Regions from separate parts of the Homo sapiens genome. Here region 2 is linked to region 1. A link is an interaction called in ENCODE POLR2A ChIA-PET data of the cell type or tissue named here. Cell type or tissue: Panc1. All regions are shown on one strand.

The links. Peaks named below come from ENCODE experiments on the same cell type or tissue, not always from the same donor. Only the 100,000 strongest peaks of a DNase experiment are listed, where the experiment ranks them.
Region 2: POLR2A ChIA-PET joins it to region 1 with 6 read pairs; 3 of 35 experiments call an interaction of 5 or more read pairs at or near these places.

What each region holds. Positions count from the first base shown.
Region 1 is chr1:37,625,320-37,629,319 of GRCh38, forward strand. All of the region lies in intron 3 of RSPO1 (R-spondin 1), which reads right to left. Among named protein-coding and RNA genes, the nearest start is that of RSPO1, 7.6 kb to the right of the region's middle. In Panc1, no CTCF peak of the experiment used is centred here; no DNase peak of the experiment used is centred here.
Region 2 is chr1:37,574,420-37,578,419 of GRCh38, forward strand. GNL2 (G protein nucleolar 2) reads right to left here. Exons shown (of 16, transcript NM_013285.3): 9 at 2,009-2,137; 10 at 1,176-1,280; 11 at 246-404; 12 at 1-37. Among named protein-coding and RNA genes, the nearest start is that of DNALI1, 19 kb to the left of the region's middle. RefSeq lists an enhancer at 1,711-2,910. In Panc1, no CTCF peak of the experiment used is centred here; a DNase peak (open chromatin) is centred at 2,292.

The DNA.
Region 1 (4,000 bases):
TCTTAATGAAAATTCACTACAGTGGAGGGACCAGGATGGAACATGGATGAGGGACTCAGGTGGGATGGGTTAGGGACAGTGGTGGGTGGAGAGAACTCACCGTGACCCAGAGAGTGATAATCTTGGTTTTGGGGTGGAATCTAGTCTTGGAGGAAATGGGTTTGGTAAGAGAGACCTGAGTTCAGTTGGCGAGGGTAGGAGGATAGGTAGTGGGGCCTCAGCCAGGAGACTGAGGAAGTGAGTAGGCCAGGGCCCCTCTCAGGCCACATGCTGTCCCAGGAGGTGGATCTATCCCTGTGGCTTCCTGGGACCTGCACATTCAGCAAGCCCTGGGCACGTCCCGCTGGTAGGCCCAGGATTCTTTTTTTTTTTTTTTGGAAACAAAGTCTTGCTCTGTCACCCAAGCTGGAGTGTAATGGCACAATCTCAGTTCACTGCAACCTCCGCCTCCCAGGTACAAGCGATTCTCCTGCCTCAGCCTCCCAAGTAGCCAGGACTACAGGTGCACATCACCACTCCTGGCTAATTTTTGTATTTTTAGTGGAGACAAGCTTTCGCCATGTTGGGCAGGCTGGTCTTGAACTCCTGACCTCAGGTGATCGCCCGCCTCAGCCTCCCAAAGTGCTGGGATTACAGGCGTGAGCCACCATGCCAAGCCAGACCCAGGATTCTTTAGCTCAACTGTGAGCTTACTTTAGATCCTCACTTTTTCTTACCTGGGCTGTTTGCTTCCCGCCTCAAGCCACCTCCCCCACCCTCTATGCAGCTGGGCTCTGGGCTCCTTGATGAAAGCCTCAGTAGCTCCTCACCCACTGTAGCTGGAGTCAGGCCAAGTCCAAACTCCTCAGCCTGGCAGGTGAGAAGAGCTTAATAACCCGACCTCTACCCTGCAGCATCTTCTCCCCGGACCCTCCCCTCAGCCCCAGACAGCTTCCTTGCTCGATCCCAGTAGGTTCTGGATGGCTTGTTTAGTGGCAAAACACTTCTTTCCAACAGAAAAAATATGAGCACAGCTTCTCCAGTGGAAATCCTAGGGCTCTCCAGAACCCCCTTGATAATTCATTTCCCCAGCTACTCCTAGCTGCACCCCACTTCCTAAAGGAACACTCTATGCCTCCTCCCAACTCCCCGGGGCTGTCCATGCCCTCGGGTTTTCTCCTGTGCGGCATTCCCGAACTGGATTGACATTTTGTCTTCCCCCACTCGCTTGCGGGCTCCTCGAGATTCATCTCTGTGATCAGGGCCAGCTTGCAGGATCTCAATGAACATTTGCAGAATGACCCAAGGAAGGACTGGGGATTCAGTGAGGGATGAGGGACTGTAAGGCTGTCAGTGCAGCAGGGGTAGAGGCTCCAGATGGAGGATGGGGCAGTGAGAAGAGGCACAAAGGGGGCTCCTGGCTTCTGGAGAAGTCAGGGCTCAATGAAGGAATGATGGCTTCCTGGGAGGCAGGACTGAGAGAGGGGGCCCAAGAATCAGAGAGGAGAAGGGGCTCAGGAAGGAGAATTACTCAGTGCGAGGGATGAGTGGGAATGAGGGCTCAGGAAGGTGCAGGGACCCCAGATCAGGGGTGAGGGCTAGCAAGAAGACAAGGGGCTTAGTGAACAGGAGTTCAGGGAGGGGCAGGGTCCTCAATGAGTGGAGGAGGGGAACTTCAAGGGGACTTCACCACTCACAGCTAAAGAGAAGTTCTTTGCTCAACTTTTCTCGCTCCATGCAGGCAGACCATCACTCAGACTCCGAAATCAGACATGGCTTCAAAACTAGTGTATAATAGCTCAGAATGAGATTTAGATTGAGTGGCTTCTGGTGGCCCTCCTACCCTGCAGCCGAGGACTGTCAGCCAGAGTCAACAACCCTGAGGCTCATACACAGCACACCTACCCCTGCCCCGAGGTCCACCCAGTGCCCTTCCACGCTTGTCTTATCGAGAGGCCAGGCACACACAGCTGTCTTGGTCTTCCTTCTTCCCTTCCCTACTCCCCCAGAATCAGTAAGGCAAAATGGTCTACACATTGTTTATATAACAATGATTTGCACCCAGAGTCTACACAGAACTTGATGTTTTACAAAGGTGTTAAAAATATATATCTATTGAGGTGGGTGGATCACCTGAGGTCAAGAGTTCAAGACCAGCCTGGCCAACATGACAAAACTTTGTCTCTACTAAAAATACAAAAATTAGCCAGGCATGGTGACACATGCCTGTAATCCCAGCTACTTGGGAGGCTGAGGCAGGAGAATCACTTGAACCCGGGAGGCGGAGGTTGCAGTAAGCCAAGATCGTGACACAGCACTCCAGCCTGGGTGACAGAGCAAGACTCCATCACAAAACAAAACAAAACAAAACAAAACAAAACAAAACAAAACAAAACTATATATATATACCTATTATCTCATGTAAGCCTTACTATCCTCCTATACATTGCATTTCAGCTTCCTGATTGCGATGACTATGGCTATTACATAACAAGTATTGACAAACAGCACAACCTTCATCCCTCCCTGCACCCCTGAGCCTGTCTCCACACCTCTCCCCACCCTTGCCTCTTACCATCAAGGATGTCTGTTACTCACATCACTTGGTAATGAAAACTGGCTCATGTGCTGCCACGGCTGTTAGATGTGGCCATATGAAAAGCGAGCAAGCACGTCAAAATTGGTGCAGGAGATTCGCCATCGCTAGGACCAGGCCCTTTCTGATGCCAAGTCTAGTACTTCTTTCCTTTTTAATACAACAGACTTGAACTCAGGTCCTGTGACCTCTGGTTTAGCCAGGCATGAGGCTCTGCATGGGTGAGGGTCAGCGTTAAGCACATGTACACATTGCATGAATGTGAATGGTTCCTCCCATTCTCTCTCTCTCTCTGTCTCTCTCTCTCTCTCATTTCGGAAATAGAGGAGACCGATTATAAACCGCTAAACCGCATCTGGCCCATGGAGTCCAAAATACTGGCCACAACAGATGAGAAGGGAGGAAAATCAAGGCCTTGCTGCTGATTAAACCTAACCGTCTCTAATTGTTTGTTAAGCCAGGGATTTTCAGCTTCACCAATTCTCTGAGCTTCTCTCCCTGGGCTGAGTCCTGGCCTTGGCTGCTCCCGTGGAGCCCCAGCAAAACCCCACTGCTTTTCAGCCTTCACTGGGGGGCCTCCGTCTGCAGGGAAACATGAAGCAAGAGGGAGCTGGGCTAGACTTCAGGAAGATCTCCTGCCTGTGGGTGTGGCATCTTCTCATGCGGGATGTCAAAAGACAGATGAGGACTTGGGACTCTGGAGTCCCCCACCATCTCCCTCGTGTGGGCCCCTCACACACAGTGGCCACCCCTACAGCACTGGGGCCCCATCACTGGAGACCTTAAGCAGAGGCTGAGGAGTGCCTATCAAGGGGCTAGGGACAGATTACCCTTGACCTCCATCAAATTCGGCTTTCAAGAAGACTGGGCCCACAGGCATTGGGAGACCTGGGTTCCAACATCAACTGTATCTCCTTAGACCTGTTTCTTCCCCTTTCTTAGCATCTGTACAATGATAGGATTTTGGTTTTCTTTTTAAGCTATGAGAACCCTCTCTTCCAACGACTTCTTATGTGGATGCTCATTACCAAAAGCAGGGAAAAGTGAGACTGCTCTGGTTTGAAGCGTGGTCGGGCCAGACCCCTGCCTGCTTGTCTCCCCTTCGATGCCACTGTAGCTCCCTGAATCCCACTAGGCATGGTTTAAAAGCCACAGCAGTGGACAGTCTCCTGACCCTCCCTACTCCACTGTTCCTGCCCTATGATCTGGGCAGGGGAAGCCCTGTTACCCAGTGCTAAGTTGTGCAGAGCTCCTAACCCAAAAGGGTTGATGGCTGCACTTTAGCCAAAAAAGGAGCCCCAGGGCAGGGGGATTGGGGAAGCATCTCCATGGATACCACACAAAGCTGGTGTTATGTCAAAGCACATAATCCACAAAGGCATAATCCACAAACTGGATCCTCACAAGAGAGGGGTTAATCTAGAA
Region 2 (4,000 bases), 51 kb before region 1:
CCATCTTACCCACAGTCTGCAAGTCGGGCTCTCCACCCTGAAAGGTCACAAAGAGATTCCCAATTAAATTCAAAGGACCAAAACCACCTACCACTTTGGGGGTATTTCAGTTGTCCCAGGGGTTCATCATCACTTAAGTGACAAGTTTCACACTGCTCATACATGCATACCAAAAAAAGGCCCATATCATATACATACATGCTTGTGACAAGTATCAGTCTAAATTCTCACAAACGCCGGGTCACCTTTAGTAACTTCCCAGTCCGGAAAGCGAGCTTCTCAAGAAAGTCCTCAGCATTCTCCCAAGAATCAATCTTGTATGTTTTGCTGATATATTCTGGCTTTGCTCGTTCAAGTACAGCACCAATGTGGTCTTCAGGACTCTTAATTTTTTCTACTTGAACCTAAATGTTAATAGGAAATCTCTCACTTACAAACTTTGTTGTGGAAGCAGTGAAGTTCCCAGTGTCCTTTGCAGCACTATTTGAAAATAGACTTCAACATCACAAAGCTCGTGGAGATTGGCAGGAGCCTGTCTCTGACGGGGCTAGACATGGTCAGCTGCAAGGAGCACTGCTGAAAGCTGACCATAGCCACGGAGCCCAGAACTCAGCTTTAATCCCCACTCACCACAAACTAACTGTGTGGCTGCCACAGTTTAAACTTGGAATGCTTCATGTTACTCACTTGCAGAAATGGTTAAAAGCCTGCCCATCCCAGGACACAAAAATAATGGAATAGTTTAAGAAAGGAGAGGAGGAATGTGTACAGGATGTATAGCCAGAAGCATGGTCAAGGTTAAGTGGAACCATTTACAGTTTTTCAGTCGTATTCAGAAACAAGTGAGGAAATGACTGGGTTCCAAAATGACTCAACCCATAAACCCACGAAGACGAATTATCGCTAAGCATAAACAGGCCCTGCTTCCCTTTGGATCCTGTGTGTAAACTACAAACTCTTTTGTGGGATGATATTGACCAGATATGCCCATGGTTCCACTAATTCCTCAAACAGCTTATGCTGAGAGGCTGCTGTTCAGCATCATGTTCCTAAAGTTTGGTCAGACAGGCTGACCCCAAACTGCCTTCTTAATAAGTAAAAAGGAAAGGTATCCAGGGTTCCCTATAGAACACTCCCCCGCAAACACAAACAGCCTATCAGGGCCAAATACTCACAACTCCTTTTAGCACAATGTCTGTCTCGGAGTCCTCAGAGGGGTAAACCACACCTGGACAGTCAATCAGGAATATCCGACGCATCAAAGTAATATACTGCCAGACCTGAAGTCAGAAAAAAGTCAGAGATGTCCTGTATCAAACACTAAGAGTCTAATTTCACAAACCCCTGATGCTCATGTATGAAGCTGGAAAGGAGGAAGGGGTGAGTCAAAGAAAAGCAACGCGCTAAGTAATTAAGCTACTAACTCTCTCATCTGTGCCGTGCACAAGATACTTCCACTAAGTGTAAACTATAGTTTCCATCAGCTAAGAGTCTAAAAACAACACAGAGACAGGATTTCCATCTCGTATTGTGCAATTATACCCGGTGAACCTTTCCTGAGTTTTAGAAGTACTCTTGAGAGCTTAGTACTGCTTGACCTCATTGCCTTTAAGCAAAACCATGCTGTTCCCCACTATGTGTTCTAGGATATGACCCCCAACTTTCAGAACCTACCTTAAGTTTGAGGCTTCTTAACCCAGGCATCAAATATTCTTGGGTTAGTTTTGTTTATCAAAATAAAAGGCTGGAGTGATAATTTAAAACAGATCTAAATATGAATCACATTAACTAACACAGGCCAAAGCCACACGGGGGCATATAAAATACTCTCAGTCTTATCAAAGTGGGCAGAAACAACTCTGATACGTTCCAAACTATTATATGGTGAGCTAAACTCCTAGTGGTGGTCTGCATTCAAGAGAAGCAGAGAGAAATCAACAAGTCCTAAACAATCACTCTCTATGAAAAGAAAATATGCAAAAGTAAGGTCACCCTGCGCCCAACGTACCTTTGTTTCACCTGCAATGGGAGCCACGTTGCAAACTTTCTTAGAACGCAATGTATTTATCACAGAGCTCTTGCCAACATTTGGATAGCCAATGAACCCAACACTGATCTGTTTCTTGTCAGTGTGCAACTGTTCAAAGAGAGAATACACAGCACATACATGCAGTCATATATATCCCTTTGGACAAGTAGGTTGTATTACTTTGTTAATATCAAGAATACAGTGCAAAACTGTTGATACAACTTGATCTGAAGCCTAGATACACACCACCTACATAATCTGAGTAAGCTGGATACATATGCTTATTAATAAATCAGAGGTGAGTCATTTCCTCAGTCATGCAAGTGAAATTATCCTTGTATGTGTTAAGGTTAAAAGTATGTAGGTCAAGAAATAAAAGAAGGCTCGGCACAGTGGCTCACGCCTGTAATCCCAGCACTTTGGGAGGCCAAGGAGAGCGGATCACCTGAGGTCAGGGGTTCGAGACCAGCCTGGCCAACATGATGAAACCCTGTCTCTACTAAAAATACAAAAATTAGCCAGGCATGGTGGCGCAAGCCTGTAATCCCAGCTACTTGGGAGGCTGAGGCAGGAGAATCGCTTGAACCTGGGAGGCCGAAGTTGCAGGGAACCAAGATCATGCACTGCACTATAGCCTGGGTGACAGAGACTCCAGTCTCAAAAAAAAAAAAAAGAAACAAAAGAAGAAAAACAGCTTGTTAGTCACTGATTTAGAACAATGCCATCTATTGATAAAACATCTTCGGGAAAAAGAATATGAACAGGTTCATCAACTGGACAATCCCACAACTCACCCCCCCTTTTCTTTGCATAATACATCTGCATTTCCACTGCCAAAAATAAATAACAAAAGAAAAAAAGCAACCTTGAAAGTTACGACTACAGGGTGAAAGTCTCAAAAAGGCAGAGCTTGCTATCAAGAAGAGGGCCTACAAACGAATGGAGGCTTCCGATTAAAGATGGTGGACTGAACATACATGCTAACCCCGTTCCCTCACCAACTCCACTAGAATGACAGCAGTGGACATTAACACTTTTAAACCAATAGAACCAAACATACTGAACCAGAGAATGAGATGGAGATGAGACAACAAAAACTAAAGTGATGTTAAACAAAATACTAGATGCTTAAAAGTAGTATCAAACTTGGCCCATTACAAAATATAAAAGCTAAGTGGTTGTAAAGATAGAAAAACTAAAGATCCAGCAATAATAATGACAATGAATCACAGAGATTCATTGGGAATCACTGGGAATTGGTGGTAGATCCCTCTTAAGATAGGGCTGAAAACAAGGACCAGCAGATAGTCTGCCAAAGCAGCCACACTTCTCCATCCCCTCCCTCATTCAGGGTGGGCACACAACTTCTCTACTCTCAAAGAAATCCAGGGCCTATGAAAGTGGCTTTTGGATTTTTTGAAATGTCACATGTTTGAAAGTATCTGTAATCTTCAGACTTGAAAGGGATCCTGGATTTAGAGATAATAACAGTATTCCCAGAATGATTAATTGAAAATCTAAGTATTCAATAGTGAGATGCCCAGTCTACTATTCCCACTGAGTTCCCAGAACTCTAGCAGCCAGGATTCTATACCCCTAGAGCTAGAGATTGAAAGATTCTCTTCTGGGGAAACTCACAAGCCCAAGAAAAAAGACCTACAGACACTGGTATCTACAGGATGTCCTCCCAACAAAAAATTTGGGTCCCAGTCAGGCACAGTGGCTCATGCCTGTAATCCCAGAACTCTGGGAGGCTGAGGTGGGCAGATCACTTGAGGTCAGGAGTTTGAGACCAGCTTGGCCAACATGGTGAAACCCCAACTCTACTCAAAATACAAAAATTAACCAGGTCTGGTGGTGCTTGCCTGTACTCCCAGCTACTTGGGAGGCTGAAGCAGGAGAATTGCTTGAACCCAGGAGGCGGAGATTGCAGTGAGCCTAAATCAGGCCACTCCACTCCAACCTGGGCAA